2 separate regions of the Homo sapiens genome follow, and region 1 is linked to region 2. Evidence: chromatin loops called from intact Hi-C (ENCODE). Cell type or tissue: GM12878. All regions are shown on one strand.

Region 1 (8,000 bases), 460 kb before region 2:
AATTTGTTCCCCAATAAATACACAGAGGTAACACATATTCCCAAAGACATAATTCTAAATCTGGAGTTCACAGCAAAATGGGACTAGGCACAGCAGATGATTAGGCTGAAAATCATGCTACACTTCTGGGTTTCAAAGTCCAAGAAGAAATGGATTTGTAAAAAAACTATTAGAAAAGAAAATAATCTTTAGATTTTTTAAAACTAACACTATTCTCTCCAAGCTACTATTTCATGAAACACACAGGTATGTGTGCACATACACAGGCACACACACACACACTTCAAAATGTACAAATGCACTGTCACAAAAACGTGCTGCGTACACTGCATGAACTCTTAAGACTTGGATAAAAATTAATTCAGCTATAGAAATAGATGAGATAGAAAAGTACACTCGTTAAAAATGTAACCCCTTCAACTGGAACAGTAATGAATTAAATAAACTTTTAAAATAATTTCTTTAAGGAATGTCAAAGAGGCCTGAGACACAGTTCTGCAGTATGCGCTGTGCTGTGGACAAAGGGTGGGTTCACTGATGTGCAGGTGGACCGCCTCCCAGATACGAAGTTGGATGCATGACCCGGAGTTCAGAGGAGAAGTCCTTGGAGATAGGGATCTGAGTGTCATCAACCTGTAGATGGTGTATAGATCACGTTGGGACTGAGTTTAGAGGAAGAGCACGGAGCCTGGGGCTGGGCCATGTGGAGCCCTAATGTTCAGAGATCAGGCGATGATGGGACTCACTGAAGATGGTGAGAAAGTGTAACCAGTCAAGGAAGAGGAGGATCAAGAAAGAAGGTGATAGGGTTTGTCTGTGTCCCCACCCAAAATCTCATTTGAATTGTAATCCCTATAATCCCCATGTGTCAAGGGAGAGACCAGGTGGAGGAATTGAATCATGGGGGCAGTTTCCCCTATACCATTCTGGTGACAGTGCATGAGTTCTCATGAAACCTGATGGTTTCATAAGCGTTTGGTAGTTCCTCCTGCATGCATTTTTCCTTCCTGCCACCTTGCGAAGAAGGTGCCTTGCTTCCCCTTCACCTTCCACCATGATTGTAAGTTTCCTGAGGTCTCCCCAGCCATGTGAATGAGTCAATTAAACCTCTTTTCTTTATAAATTACCCAGTCTTGGGCAGTTCTTTATAGCAGTGTGAAAACAGACTAATACAGGCAGTGTCCAGGAAACCAAGAGGACAAAGTCCTGCATGGACGAGCGAAGGATTGACTGTGTCAAATGCTGCCGATGGCTCAGGAAAGAATAGAAGTGAGAACTGACTACTGACTTCTGCAAGGTGAGGGTCATCATTGACTTGGATAAGAGCAGCTTCTGAGGTGTGAGGAGCCCAAAGGCCCACCTTGAATAGGTCTGAGAGAAGCCAGGAGGAAAGATACGGAGGTGAGCAACACAGTCACCTTCTTCTGGAGTTTTTCTTTAAAGGAAACAGAGAAATCTGGCAATATGGCCCTTCAGCCAAAGTATTTTTAAGGTGGAAACCTTAAGTCTGGGTATGCTTAAGGAGCACTCTCCTGGCCCAGGAGAGTGGCAATGGCTGGAGTGAGGTACTGGGGTAGGTGAGGTGGGATGGGAGCCAATGCCCTCCCATAGGAGGTGCAGCAGCTGAGTCCTGCAGCACGCAGGGTCTGGCATGGACTCCTGGGATCTCACCATCTGAACTTATCATTCCCTTCGGACATAAGCCCCAATAACACACCACCCAACTGGGCTTGGTCAGCCAGGTGGTTCCTATCAATTCCAGTCTCTTCCTCTTCCGTGTAAGCCCACTGGGCTGAATTCCCAGCTTTCCTTGCAATAAGTGAACTTGAGTTAAGACAATATAGTCATTACTCTCAAGGAACAACATAACTTTGTGTGTGTGAAAACAACACTGCTTAACAAAAAGCCATTCTAAACAACCAAGGCAAATGCACAGGTGCTGGGTGAGAGAGCCATCACATCCCTGATGGGCACTCCCAGGGGCTGCCTGGAAAATGCGGGCTTTGTTCAGGTGTGGAAGTGATGGGGAATGCAGAGGGGGCCATGTGCCAGGAAACTAGTGCAATAAACAGAGACTGATGCATTGTGTGTGCAAAGCATTACCCCAGGACCCAAGTCAAGAAGGGACTTGGGAGGAGACAGAAATGGATCTTAGCACCAGTGTTATGACAGAAGTAACACAAAGAACTACAGAGTGTGGAGGGATTTGGGAGGCTCGTTAGAGGAGCAGGGCTGAGTATTGGCTTTTGAAGGCTGGGTAGGATTTGGCAATGGCAGGGCCCAGCAGGCAGCAAAAGGTGAAGGGCGACAGGAACAGGTCAGATTCTGAGGCCAGCACTCACAGGCTGAGTTTAAACTGGATCCTGTAGGTGAGGCAGCCACAGACGGCTCTGGAGAAAAGCATGACACAGGCAGAATCATGTTTAGTGATGCTCAGTGGCACCAACTTTGGAGTTCTAGAGATAGGGTGGCCAGAGCAGTGGCAGAGGGAGTAAAGAGACCACACTGAGTCACTGACTACTTCATGCAGACACCAGGATTGGGGTCTAACTGGAAAGGGGGAGAAGGCGTCCAAGACAATGTTAAGGTTCTGAGTGTGAAGGGCTGGGTGTGTCATCTGAGATCTGGATGTGGAAGGAGATGCTGTTGGTGGGAAGTGGAAGGCTTGGTTTGCACATGCTAAGTGTGAGGTGTGAATTTCCCAGGCAAAAATGCTCAGGAGGCATCAAAACCAGTGTCTGCAGTTCAGGGGTGAGGTCCTGGCTGGAGACCCAGATGTAGCAATGTCGGCACAGAGATGAGGCCTGGGGCTAAGGAGATGGGTGACACTACCAAGGGAGAATGCTCAAGGCAAGAGGAAGTGAGTCTCACTGATCAGGTATGGGAGCTGCCATCACACCTGTAGCAGGTAGACTGCTGGGCAGCGTACCCTTCCTCTCCACTTGTCTGGGTCTCGCCCACCCTCTGGGCCCGGCCCCACCCACTCCGGGAAGCCCTCTCTAGCTATTCCATCCCCCAGGCATCCTTCCTTTGCTGTGAGCTTCTCAGCTCTGGCCATCCCCACCTTAGCAGTGGGTCTTGTGTTGCCACCTTGGTGTAGTCCCCAAGCACCTTGAGGGCAGGATGACAGTTAACCCCCATGGGACACTGCATTTTCTGACACAGAGCACCCAAAAGGCACTGATTAAGTAGATCCTCCTCCCTGATGAATTAATAAATTGATCAGTCACTGAAATGGAGGTCAAGAAAGAAATTAAGGCAAGTTTAATTAGAGATTAAAAGACTCATATAGCATCTACTCTTTTGTGTCTGGCTTACTGATTCATGATGAACTAGGTCTACATGTATCAACATGGATGCACGTCAAAAACACTGTTGAGTAAACATAACAAGTTACAGATGTATGTTAAACCAATTTGAATAGTCATGAGCACTATATCTACCAAATATTTCAGGTTCTCCCAAGCACACGGTAGGAATGCACTTCTCTACTCCCATGGAGCTAGGTGAGGCCATGTGACTTGCTTTGGCCATTTAAATGTGAGCAGAAGCTTCTGGGTGGAACCATTGTTTTCTTCTTCCTCTCTCAGCCTCTACTGGCCTGGATCTAAGGAACAGAGCTCCATAGCAGATCCTTCTCAAATGTGTACAGGAGTGAAATACATATGTTTGTTGTATTAAAAAAGAAAGAAAAAAAAGGAAGAACTGAGTCTAAGGCAAAACTGTGGGATTGCAGAGGAGTGTGCCCAGTGATTCTGGGTGTGGGCACTCTTGGCAATTTGGGGGAACAAGAGGTTGTAAGGCTGGTGGAATGGAAGGTCAGCATCTCTGGCCTCGTCCCTGAAATGCCAGTTATGTGGCAACCAAAATGCCCTCCCCCTCCTTCACCATTTCCAAACACTCTGCGGGGTGATGCCAGCCCCAAGAGAACCATGAATGTAGAAGAATCACCAGAAGTGAGAGTGGGAGGCATGGTCCCAGCTTGAGATAGCCAGGCTGGGGGAGGAAAGGATCTGACACTATAATCAGTTCCATACGTGCTCAAATTGCATGTGACAAGTTGAAAGGGAGAGGATACCTTCCATATCTGACAGAACAGATGGGACTGTCCCAGACAGAGATTGACAAAATGGATATACTAGTAGTAAAATGCACCAATGTCCATTTTTTGAGCAGCTATGAATTATAGCCTTCATATGGGGTCTCACAAGGTCCTCTGAAAATCCCACATGTTATTTTCCCCCTTTTACAAATGTTATTCTCCCCCTTTTACAGATAAAGAAACTGAGGGCGGGAGAGCTGGGGGGCTAGTCTCAGGCAGAACAGAGGTAAGTGGGGCAGAGATGACAGAACTCAACCGAGAGGATTCTGAAGCAGAGCAGGTGGGACTAAGTGAAGACCTGGAAGGAGGTGGAGAGGGAGTAGGACCCATACCAGCTGGAGGAAGAGAAGAGGACTTGTGGGTGATGTTCCCCCTCCTTCAGCCATTGCAGACCGTGTAGGTAGAGACATCCAGCAGGGAGCTGGGCACGGAGTGGCTCCTGCCAGCTGCCTTTCTGGAGGCTCAGGCTTCCTGAGGTCTCAGAGCACCTGCCTCTCAGGGAAGATGCGAACCTCCCCGGGCACACACAGACTGCTGCTGGGGCAAGCTCCTGGGACACCAGGAAACACTCAGCAGCCCTCAGAGACCACAGAGAACCTCTGAAGCAAGAAGGAAGAGGGCCAGTCGCTGTGAGCAGGCGCTTCATCAATCCTGCCTCTGTGTGGCCTCTAAGGGATCCAGTGGCATGAGAACACAGAGACACACGAGGGCGCTCTAACCAAACAGCAGGAGGACCCGCGTCCCTCCCCACACGGAAAGAGGGTTGGCATTTTCAAAGACCTTTGGTTCAGTGTTTTTTCAACGCAGCTGCTATTGGTATTTTAGGCAGTAGGTTTCAGGGGCATTTGCTACCCCTGGCCCCCTTCCCATCATTGACTACCCTGCTGCCCACATTTCCAAGCACCCTCTCTCCTGAGAGCCCCTGCTGGTCAGTGCCACCAGAAGATGCCAACTGGTGGCCCTGGGGAGGGTGGCAGTCTCTGTTGTCCCCCAACCTTATGGAGGACTCCCGTGCCTCCCACGCTGACCCTGTGAGTTAGGCGCTTGCAGGTGCTAGAGGATCAGAGGCCCCCAGTGACAGCCATGTTGGCCCCAGCTCATGGGGACTGTCCTGCACAGGAAGCGCATTTTCCTCTACGTTGTTGTCCTTCAGGGCTGTGCAGGACCAGGCCACCCTGATCACACCAGGGACACAGACACAGGACCCTGAGACAGAACGCCATGGGACCTGCTCACAGACACCCAAATCCCAGGAAGCAAACATGTGGCCACACAAAACACAGCTGGCACAAAACTTCCACAAAGCACGTCTGAAACACGGCACCCTTCCAGAGCCCAGACAGTCCCTGAAGCTGTGAGCTCTGAAACGTTTAGACCATTCGTTTCCCAAAGTCAAGCATCAAAGGTGAATAACTATGAATGAGATTCAAAATATTCACCAACCATTGAGCCCTGGGCCCCAGCCAGTCAGGATAGGGACCAGTGGAAACACCTGGTGCATACAGTGTGCAGTCAGCCCTGCAAACAGCCTAGTCGGCTGAGCCCAAGTGCCCCATGGGAAACCAGACATGCCAAGATGGCCATTGGGCAGTACAGAGATGACTTTTGGAGAATACATGTCAAGAGAGACAGAAGTCTGGACATTTGCTGGGATACTGGGATGGCAACTCCAATGCAGGAACTAGAAACCTGGCCAGGATCTGAGAAAATGAGGGGCTGGAGAAAGACCCAGACCTCTCCAGATCCTCAACAAATACCCAGCATCACCCATCCCCACCAAGAAGCCCCACGGCATTCTTAAACAGAGGGGCCTGAGAGTCCCAGGAAGGTGATGTCTGCTGAAAGGCATCGCTGGGACCACAGGGCACCTGTGGGCAGAGCCCTTGCCAACTGAGCCACTGCTGCCCGTGAACACCAATGGGCACCAGCTCTTATTCCACGGAAGCAGACGATGGAAACCAAACATGAGTCTTACCCTCCTTCGAAGATTTTGATCCTCGCCGGCTCCCCTCTCTGGGAGGCAGGAGCATCCTCCTCCGGCTCCCCTCTCCTCTCTTCTTCCTTCTCCACTCTAGCTAGATCTTTCTGGCCTTCCGGGGAAACCAGTGAAGGGAGGTGAACCTGGCCCACCGCAGGAATGACAAAATCATTGCTGGTTAAAAGTGCATCCTCAGTCACGAATGCAATGCTAATAATCATGCCTTACACAGTACTGCACAAGTACACATATGCAATCTTCACACTCCCCCATGAAGAGGTGCTATTAGCTCCACTTTACAGAATTAAGGAAACTGATCCCCAGAGAGAATTCCCTTATCCAAGGCCATGCCATTAGTTGGTGTTACAGCTGGAACCCTGTCTCTTTCATGTTAACCTCCCATAAGACCTGTGTTTGTTCTCTGTCTTTTACACTAGTCTGGGAACTCCTGGGGACAGGTCCTCATCTTGGTCTCCTTGGGCACCCCAGAACCCCATACAGGGCCTGTCTCAGAGAAGAGGCTTAAATAATGTTGAACACATGAACAAGGCTCCACTCTGCCTTTGGAGATGAACTGGTCCAGTTCTTGTTTATAGATCAGAAAGCTAAGGTCACCCAGCGAGTTAAGGGCAGAGCTGGGAGCAGAGCACAGGTCTCTTGCTTCCAGGATCTTGGCCCTCCTGAGCTAGTACCAAAGGCCAGGAGCTGGGCTGAGGACCCTGACCAGCAGGACGTCCCCAATTCCACCATAGAGACAGGCACAGAGAGGCTGTGCAGGCTCTGGGCTGTTAGTCCTGCAGGACCCACGCTCTTTACAGAGCCACACCTCAGTGATGAGAGCTAGCTTAAGGGGAGAGCTGGCATTGGCTTTGTGCTTCCTGGACATCTTCCACTATCCCAAGAACACGTCCTGTAAACACTGCAGTGTTGTCAGGGGTGGGTGCACTTTTGCCTAGGGAGCAGAAATGCTGTGCTTAGGGGCTGGGAGTGAGAATTTCCTCCTACTTCATGCCACTGTCATTAAGGTCATGAAAAACCATGCTGTTTCCATCCAGTGAATGAAGCAACCACATTTCCTGATGCTGGGGCAATCTAAGAACGGCAGTCCCCTTTGCCAGCCACCACACCTGCCCCCACAAGGACAGCATGGGGCTAGGTAGAAAGGTGACTGGCTGGGAATCAGGGAGTCTGAGTTCCAGCACCAGATAGGCCATGGCACACTGGGCTGCCGTTTGGTGGATGACTTCACCTCTCTGGGCCTCAGAGTCTGAGGGGATTTAGACCATCTTGAAGATCAATTCCAGGGCAACTTCTGTGACTCAGTGACCACCAAATAATCTCTTCAGATTTGGAGGAGGGGAGTGGAAACCGAGCAAGAATCTGGACTGCTGCTTTGGCAGAAGGCAGCTAGTTTTCTGCAATACCCTTGGGTTTCCAGAGCCTACCATTTCCACTGCACCCCGGCCTGAGATCTAGACTGTCCATGTAATGACCAAGGTGCCTCCCACAGGCAAACAGACTACTTCTCCCTCACAGCCTGCCGTGATATCTGGGCCACACTGGAGGAGGCTGGTTTGGGTGGCAGTGTACCACTTTCCCAGGAAACACAGTGTTGGAACTGAGCAGGGACCAGGGATCCATTTTAGCTTTTGATGACAACAATATGAATAAGTATAGTTAAAAATACTTACTGAGTGCCAGTGTGGCATACACTGTTCTAAGCACACTCCGCATGTCTTAACTCATTTAATTATCTCCACAGTCCTATGCGCTAAGTGTTATTATTATCCCTATTTTACAGAGGATGAAACTAAGGCTCAGAGAGGTGAAGTTATTGGCCCAAGGTCACATAGCCAGTAGGTAAGGTAGTGGGATTCAAACCTGGGCAACTTGGTACCTGAGTCCTTGTTCTTAATCACT
Region 2 (8,000 bases):
CAACTCCAAACAGTCACACCCCAACCCCATCTCTGTGTAACCACAGGAAGGCAGCATCCTCTCACACACAAAATGCTCCAGCCCTACAGCTCCCAGTTCCAATTCTGTATTTAAGACTCGGAGTCAGAAAGACTCACTGGTGCAGGCGCCATCTCACTGCCACCTCCTTCACCTCTGAGTGAAGGAAGAATACCCGATTCCCAACCTGACCAAGAAGTGCAACGGGACGTTAAATGAGCCAGTGTCACAAGCTGCAACACCCGTTGGGAAATACTGCAATTTTTCTTCATTAGGCAGAGGGTTTCCCACCATATTTAAATGGTACACTCTCTTCTTAAGAAATCTGTTTTTGGTCTGCACAGGTCTTGCATTAGCCACGGTCTACGATACAGCTTTGGGGGCTATGCGTTCAAAACTGTCTCTCCTCTCCACCCCACTGGATTTCCCAGCTCCAATCAGGGGCTCTCCCAAGCCTCCATCCTCTTATTGCCCCCCTCCCCCACCATTCCCCTGGGAATGTCATCTTGTTCCTCCTCTCTCTTGCTTACGGACAGGCAGTTGCTGGGTGCAGGGATTTTGCCTTCCAGGGTCCATTCCTTCCTGGACCCATTTCATGCCACTGCTGGTCTCAGCCTGGATCCCCTCATCCCAGATTCTGGCCACGGCCTCCTAACTGGTCTCCCGGATTTGGCCTTTCTCCTCTAATATAGCTTTCACTCTGACAATTGATAGTCTTTCAAGAGCACAAGCTAGAACAGCCAGAAGCCTTCCGTGGTTTCCCATTCCCTAGCACCAGATACAATCCTGTCTTCTTTGGTGCACAGTTTGTGAAGCACACCAAATGTTTGACCCTGGAGGTGTCCAAGCAGGAGCAGAACGAGCACTGAGTGGGACAGGTGCCCGCATGCAGAGGGATTTATCCACTGGATACATGGTGGAGGGAGATGGGAGGAGGGAGTTAAACTAAATGACTTTTAAAGTTTCCTTTCAAGCCTGACTTCCCATGATTCTGGGAACTCTTTGGTCTGCCATGCAGGTCCTACCACCATCTGACCCCTGAAAAGTGATGCCTCCTGCAAAGTGATGCCAGACAGTCCCCTATAATGCTCCTCACATGGTCCTGCACATGGTTACCCCACCTCTATAGGATGACTTCTTTTAATTGTCTTTTTTTTTAATTACAAAAGTAACACTCCTTGGTGCAACAAAATAAAACAACACTGAAGTATTAACATGAAGTCCTCAACCACTGCACTCCCATGGGTAGCCACTGGTTTCAGCAGAATGTATGCCCTCCTAGTCCTTTCCTATGACACACACTCCATTCACTTGACACCTGGTCTTATGCTGTGCCTTAGGAAGAAGGATATTTAATTCTTATCTGCATTGACTTATCTCTCCAGTTCCCTAAGGTAGTAAGGCTAATTAGTTCATCTGCTTCAAATGCTGTTATTCCACCAATGAGGAATTGAAAGGGAAGGAGATAAGGTTTCTTGCTCAAAATCACAGATTAGCTGGTGGCAGAGTTAAGACCAGACCAAGAACTCCTAACTCAATGTTGGTTATTACACTGTAAAGTGCTCTTCTCCTCCCCACCGTGCAGAATATCATATTGTACAGACAGCAGGTAGAAATAATTGCCTCTTGAAAGCATAGGGGCAGGATAGTCCAGTGGTTAAGAACTTGGACTTTGAACTCAGGCTGCCTAGGTTAGAATCTGGCTGTCATTTACTTAACTATGTGACCTGAGTCAAGCAACTGGGCCTCAATTTCATCATCCCTTCCTTATAGGACTGTTGTAAAATTAGTAGCTTAATATCTGTAAACCCCTCAAAACAGTATATATGTTAATAAAACATGCTATCCTACCTCTAATGTAACACCCAAAATACAATAAATATCTTCCTTATTAAAACATAGGCTGGCAAATCAAAACCAAATCTTGTTAGCTCTGAATTTTGTCTAAAAATAAATTAGCATGGGTGAAAACTCACACAATATTAGTCCAAAACAGATTTAAGTGACACAAGAACTGTAATCATTACTACAGGAAGGAATGACCTCATAAAGACCTCATACATCAGAAGCATTGTAACATTTACTGCACCAAATAATAAATTTTTAAAAAAATCTTAACAGCCTCTATCAGTAATTATCTAAGTAAAGTGGGCTGCAAATCTGTTAGAGAACTGTTTTTGCCATGATAATATTTCTAGTAAATTGCTGCTTCTATACCAAAACTACTGGTGTTGCAGAACCGGCAGGCTAATAGAAAGATTATTATAGAAACACTATTAAAATGAATCAGGTATTATTAAAGATTCAACACTACAACGGCGCCTGATTACAAGAGATTTCAAGCTGTATTGCTTAACGAGCAGATAAAAGTGCTAATTAAGTCCACTCTTAGAGGTTATCCCTAGGCAGGACTGTACACTTATGTAGCAAGAGGTCTTCAGACTAAATGAGGAACCAGTAATGCCAACCCGGCTGGATACAGCCCTACTGGGAAGATAGGGAGAGAATGAGAAGAGCCAAGATTTTCTGCGCACGAAGGTAACCTGGTAAAGCAGACAAGTATCCAAACTTATTTAAACCTCAGTGTTTTTCTTAACTGAGGAACACTCAGTTAATCAGCAACACTTCTGATTCCTCCTTTCTTGAATGAAGAAAACCAAATAACCCACCATAAACTGAAGACCCTCAATAAACGGCACAATCAGCGGGAGGCAGAGAAAGCCGTGCCATTATTACCAAAGCCTCCTCGAGCAACCAGAAGACATGGAATCGCTCTCTCACCTTGGCCAAAAGCATCTCTCCATGCAACCAGAGCCTAGAGCTCTCAGAGGTTTTTAAAGAGTTGCCAGACTGAAGGCATTTCGTTCCAGGATCTATTTAGCTTTCCCACCTTGTTAATTAACTAATTAGGGATGGGAAAGCAACTCACCAATACAAAGTGTCAGGAAAATGCTAAGTAAATTTGTCCAACTGGTCTAAATGTCAATGCTAACTTAAGAAAGGGGGCAAGCGCGAGAGACTGAGCCGTCCCCAGACTGCTGCAATCCAGAGCTCGCTAACGTAGAGACGGAGAGACCCGGGCGCCCTGCAGCAGCAGCCTCCCGGCCCAGAGCCGGGATGCCGGCAGGACTTCTGGAAGGGAAACCTGGACCAGGGCCACCCCGGGCACAGGGAACGCGGCTGGCAAGGCGCATCCTCGCCGCTCAGTCTCCGTCTCCCCGCATCTCTCAGACGTCAACAAACCCCTGACCACAAAGTGAAACTTTCCCGGCCCCCGCTGTCGCGCCAGGTCTCTGCCCTCTGCCTGGGAGCGCGTTGCGGGGACAGGTGTGGGGCCCGGGCTGAGGAGGGGCCCCCGCCCCAGGACCGGAGGTTGTGTAATCGGCCCGGGAAGGGGGGCTCGGGACAGCTCCCTGCGCCGGAGCTGCGGAGGCCAGACGGGGGACCCCAGCTGAGGGGGCCGGCGCCCGGAGGCGTTGGGGGGATGGGGAGGGCTCTCGTCCCGCCCCCCGGGACCGCCCCCGGGCGCAGTCGGGAGCTGCGGCGCTGACACGGCCCGGAGAGGGCGCCCGCGCGTCAGACCGAGCCCGAGGAGGGGGGCGCGATGGCTCGGCAGCCGCGGCCAGCCTTACCTGCGCGCCGGGCCGGGGCGGCGGGAGGCGGCTTGGGATGCCGGGGTGGCGGGCGGCGGGCGGCAGCGCTGGCAGCCACCCGGGCCACGGCATGCGAGGAGCCGTGGCGCGGCGGCGGGCGCGGGACTGACAGCCCCAGGCCCCGCCTCCAGACCCCGGGCCCCGCCCCCTTCCTGGCCGCGCGGCTTGCCCCGCCTCCTCCGCCCACCGCCGGGGTCAAACTGGGTCCATCGGCCCGGAGGGCGGGGATGCTCGCTTTCGATTGGCCTCAAAGGTGCCCGCCCCGCCTACTCCCCGCCCCTTCCTTGGCAGGGAAGAGGCGCGTGCGCCGTGGCTGGGGAGGGTAGCGGTTACGCTGAGCGCCGGCGTTGCTGGTCCCCGACCCCTGGTACCCGGGCATCGTTTTTTCATCCCGGGCAGCTGGGACCCCGGGATGACCTAAGGAACAAGGATTCAGACGCAGACTCCACGGTGAATTGGCCTTATTCACGTGTGAACGAACGTCCAGGAGAAAACCAAACCCGAATGGGCCAGGCTCTAACCAGAGGAGACCCCAAAACTGTGATCTGCATCAGAAAACGAACCAGCCAGCCGGTTCCCGGCTCTGCCAGGTCTAGGGGTGCTTTATTCAAGCCCTGGGTTCGCTCCCTGGTCAGCAAGTATGAGGTATTTGCAGAGGGTCTAGAAGATGTGAAGGGAGATTAGCCCGCATTTAGGACTGTGCCAAACAGAGAGTGAGTGATGCTGAAGAAAGTGGCCTCCTCTGCTCCAGCCCTCCCTCCTCCTCCCCAACCCCTGGCTCTACCACCTCTCCCTCAGCACCGGCGCCCTACCCTCAGCCTGTAAACAGTATCAGGTCTCGCCCAACAAAAATCAATGGAGACCCAGCAATTCCACTCAAGAGAACTAGAAACATGTCTGTACTAAAACTTGTACACAAATGTTCATAGCGGTGTATTCAGAAGGCCAAAAAAGGAAACAACTGAATGTCCACTGATTGACAAATGGATGAGCAAATTATGGTCTATCCATACAATGGAATAGTATTCTGCCATAAAAAATAATAAGGCCGGGCATGGTGGCTCACGCCTGTAATCCCAGCACTTTGGGAGGCCGAGGCGGGCGGATCACGAAGTCAGGAGATCGAGACCATACTGGCTAACACAGTGAAACCCCGTCTCTACTAAAAAAAAATACAAAAAATTAGCCGGGCGTGTTGGCGAGTGCCTGTAGTCCCAGCTAAGTGGGAGGCTGAGGCAGGAGAATGGCGTGAACCCGGGAGTCAGAGCTTGCAGTGAGCCGAGATCGCACCACTACACTCCAGCCTGGGCAACAGAGCAAGACTCCGTCTCAAAAAAAAAAAAAAAAGAAAGAAAGAAATTCTGTTACATGCTACAACATGGATGAACCTTGAAAACACTATAGTGCTCAATGAAAGAAACCAGTCACAAAAACCCACATAGTGTATGATTCTATTTATATGAAATGTCCAAAACAGGCAAATCCATAGAGACAGTAGACTAATGGTTGCCAGGGACTGGGAGGAGGGGGGACTGAGGAGTGACTGCTTAATGAGTACAAAGCCTCTTTGGGGGGTGATTAAAATGTTAAGGAATTAGACGGTGGTGATGACTGTACAACTTTGTGAATATAATAAAAAACCACATAACTGTATAAAAGGGTGAATTTTATGGTATGTGAATGATATTTTAATTTAAACCAAAAATCCAAATGACCAAAAAATTTAAAAAATTAAAAAAAAAAAACCTCTCTTGACTCTGTATGCCCTCCAAGTTACCATGCAGTTAACCAGCCCTTCTCATCCAAGATTCTTGCAAGGGTAGCCCACACGTTTTTACTCCCACTTATACATTAGCTCCCTAGAATGTGGCTTCTACCTGCACCAGAGCTCAAATCTGCTCTCTCCTTGAAATTTTATCCTGTGGCTTTCTATGACCCTGCACATTCCTGGTTCTCCTCCTCCTTCCGTTCTTTGTCATTTGATCTTATTTTCTTGGCAAATCTATTTTAATCTCTTCAAAGATCAAAACTTATTTTGATCTCTTCTGTGGCTTCTTCCAGAATCCTTCCTAGGTTATGTCGTCCATGCCTATGAGTTCAGTTCAGTTACTATGCTTCAAATTCTAGCCTCCACCTGATGTCCCACAGAGTTCTTAAACTTGGCATGTCATAAGCTATTTGTCATCTCCCCTTCCCCATCCTCTATCTTCTCTCCAGTAATAATATCTACTACCACATTCTAGGACCTGGGAATCATCCTTGATTCTGTCGTCTTCCTTCTCCTAAAGTCAATCACCGATTTTTATCTCATAAATATTCATAAATCCCACAATACTACCACAGCCCTAGTCCATATCTCCACTGTCTTTTGACTTTTAATTCCCTTCGTCTTTAGTGCCCTTCAGATCTAGTTTCCACACAGCTGTTGAAGTGGACACCCATTACTTCAGCAAGCGTTAGCTCTTTCTTAGGGTCACATCACACTGATTTTCCTTCAGGAACTCACTCCAAGAGATATGGGCTTGGGGAGACTGCCAGTGAAGATGATGACTTTACCTGGCCCAGGCCTGGTGTGCCCCCAAGCTGGAGCACTATGACATCTTTCATTTGGAATTTGAATCCTAGGTGGAATAACGCTGGAGGCAGTTGGCCCTGATACTTCCTGACCAAGGGGACTTGCAGTTGATTCCTGCTATGTAGTCCCTGGGAAATTCCTTCAGAGCCTGGGTTCTTCAAATTTTTATTGGGTTTTCTGAAGGATCCCATATCTCTCCAATGCGCTCCCCTGTAGGAACTTAATTAGAATTATCTTCAACCAAAGAATCTGATATCGAAATGTGTCTGAGAAGCAAACCAGGTCTTTACTGAAAACTCATTAGAGGCATTCCATCACCTACGGGAAAGACACCAAGCTCCGTAATACAAGCCCCAAGACCCTCCATTACTCTGTTCCAGGCTGCCTATCTGCACCTTCTCGCCCTACTCCTTACCTTGCCCTTACATCTCTGCCCTTCTGAATTATTTGAGGTTTCACATAACCTATGAGGTTTCATGCCTCAATACTCATGAGTCCCCTCTGTAGAAGCCCTCCCTGCTCCCATCCAGCCCACTTGAGAAAGCCTTCCCTGGCTCTTCCCTGATCCCAACATTCTGCCTTCCTCTGTGTTCTCAAGGCACCTGAGTTTCCCACCCACTCACTGTCATGGTATTTCACCTACCTGCTTTGTTATCTGCCTCTCCCACCAAACATGGAGTTCCTGGAGGGCTATGCCTTCTTTTCTGTTTCTCTGCCTCCATAATTCGTGAGTAAGAGAAAGGATCCCAATACAGGACATTAACAAATCTTTTGACCAGAGAGATGAAAATCCAGGCTGGAGGCATCTCATATAGGCTATCAAAAAAATTTATTCCTGTTCTGAAATACATTCCAGAACACTGCCAAGACCCTGGTAAGACTGGCGGACACTTATTTAAATGATAGCTCTCATTCTCTAAAATCTGAATTTCTCCTGAAAGCCTTCATGCTTTAATGAGATTCAAAATTAATTAACTCAGACAATTGTCTTCATCACTGTGACTAAATGACAAAGTGTGTTTTTGTACATATTTTTGTACATATTTGAAGAATAAACAGAATGTAAGCAAGCAAATCCATGGTTCTGTTTGGATGGCTATTGTGAAACACGTACCTTAAGTGGAATTATATAACCATCCATCTGCAAACGTTGAGTGAGGAGAGCTGGATTTCAGTCACAGCTTATCCATGACCAGCAGCTTGACCTTGGATAAGTCATTGCCCTTGGACACCTGCTGTCAGCCTTCCCAGTATCCATTTCTTTATTCTCCCACCATTGGAACCCCCACCCCCCAAAAAATTTGGGAAACCACTTTTTCTCCATTCTAACCTATATGGTATTAAGGTTGTTCACCTGACCCCAGACTCCAGGAGTTGGGCCTGATTGTCTTAAAGCCATTGTTTCTATCCCATCCACCTGGCTACAGAAGTTAGTTTAAAGGCAGTCATGAAACCCAATCAGAGCAAAGGGATTTGAAACACACTTGCAAACGGCTTCTGGCAAAGAAAAGATTCCTCTGCCTGTAGTAGATCCTACCAATGATAGATTGATGATAAATCCATGATAATGTGACCACTTGGATAGAGATGAGATTGCCAGGCAGTGAAGGAATACTGAGGAAAGCAGAATGGGAAAAGAAGCAGAACGTTGGTTATACTGCTGGGCAGTGAACAACTGGATCAAACAACACCTGAAGCTGATAGACCTCTATACGCTTCAGTTATGTGAACCAATCAATTCCCTTTGTTGTTGG

Evidence for each region. A loop is a pair of places that touch in the nucleus more often than their neighbours do. Peaks named below come from ENCODE experiments on the same cell type or tissue, not always from the same donor. Only the 100,000 strongest peaks of a DNase experiment are listed, where the experiment ranks them.
Region 1: a loop joins it to region 2, with 4 times the contacts of the local background. A loop is called at or near these places in 33 of 110 quality-filtered maps.

Annotation. Positions count from the first base shown.
Region 1 is chr1:41,569,467-41,577,466 of GRCh38, forward strand. It overlaps HIVEP3 (HIVEP zinc finger 3), which reads right to left. Exons shown (of 9, transcript NM_024503.5): 5 at 6,078-6,223. Among named protein-coding and RNA genes, the nearest start is that of EDN2, 89 kb to the left of the region's middle. In GM12878, a CTCF peak has its summit at 4,800; DNase peaks (open chromatin) are centred at 4,765 and 5,681.
Region 2 is chr1:42,032,157-42,040,156 of GRCh38, forward strand. It overlaps a transcript of HIVEP3 not described here. Among named protein-coding and RNA genes, the nearest start is that of HIVEP3, 120 kb to the left of the region's middle. RefSeq lists a silencer at 3,266-4,035. In GM12878, a CTCF peak has its summit at 3,576 (motif pointing right); a DNase peak (open chromatin) is centred at 3,905; H3K4me3 peaks cover 2,321 bases; H3K27ac peaks cover 1,642 bases.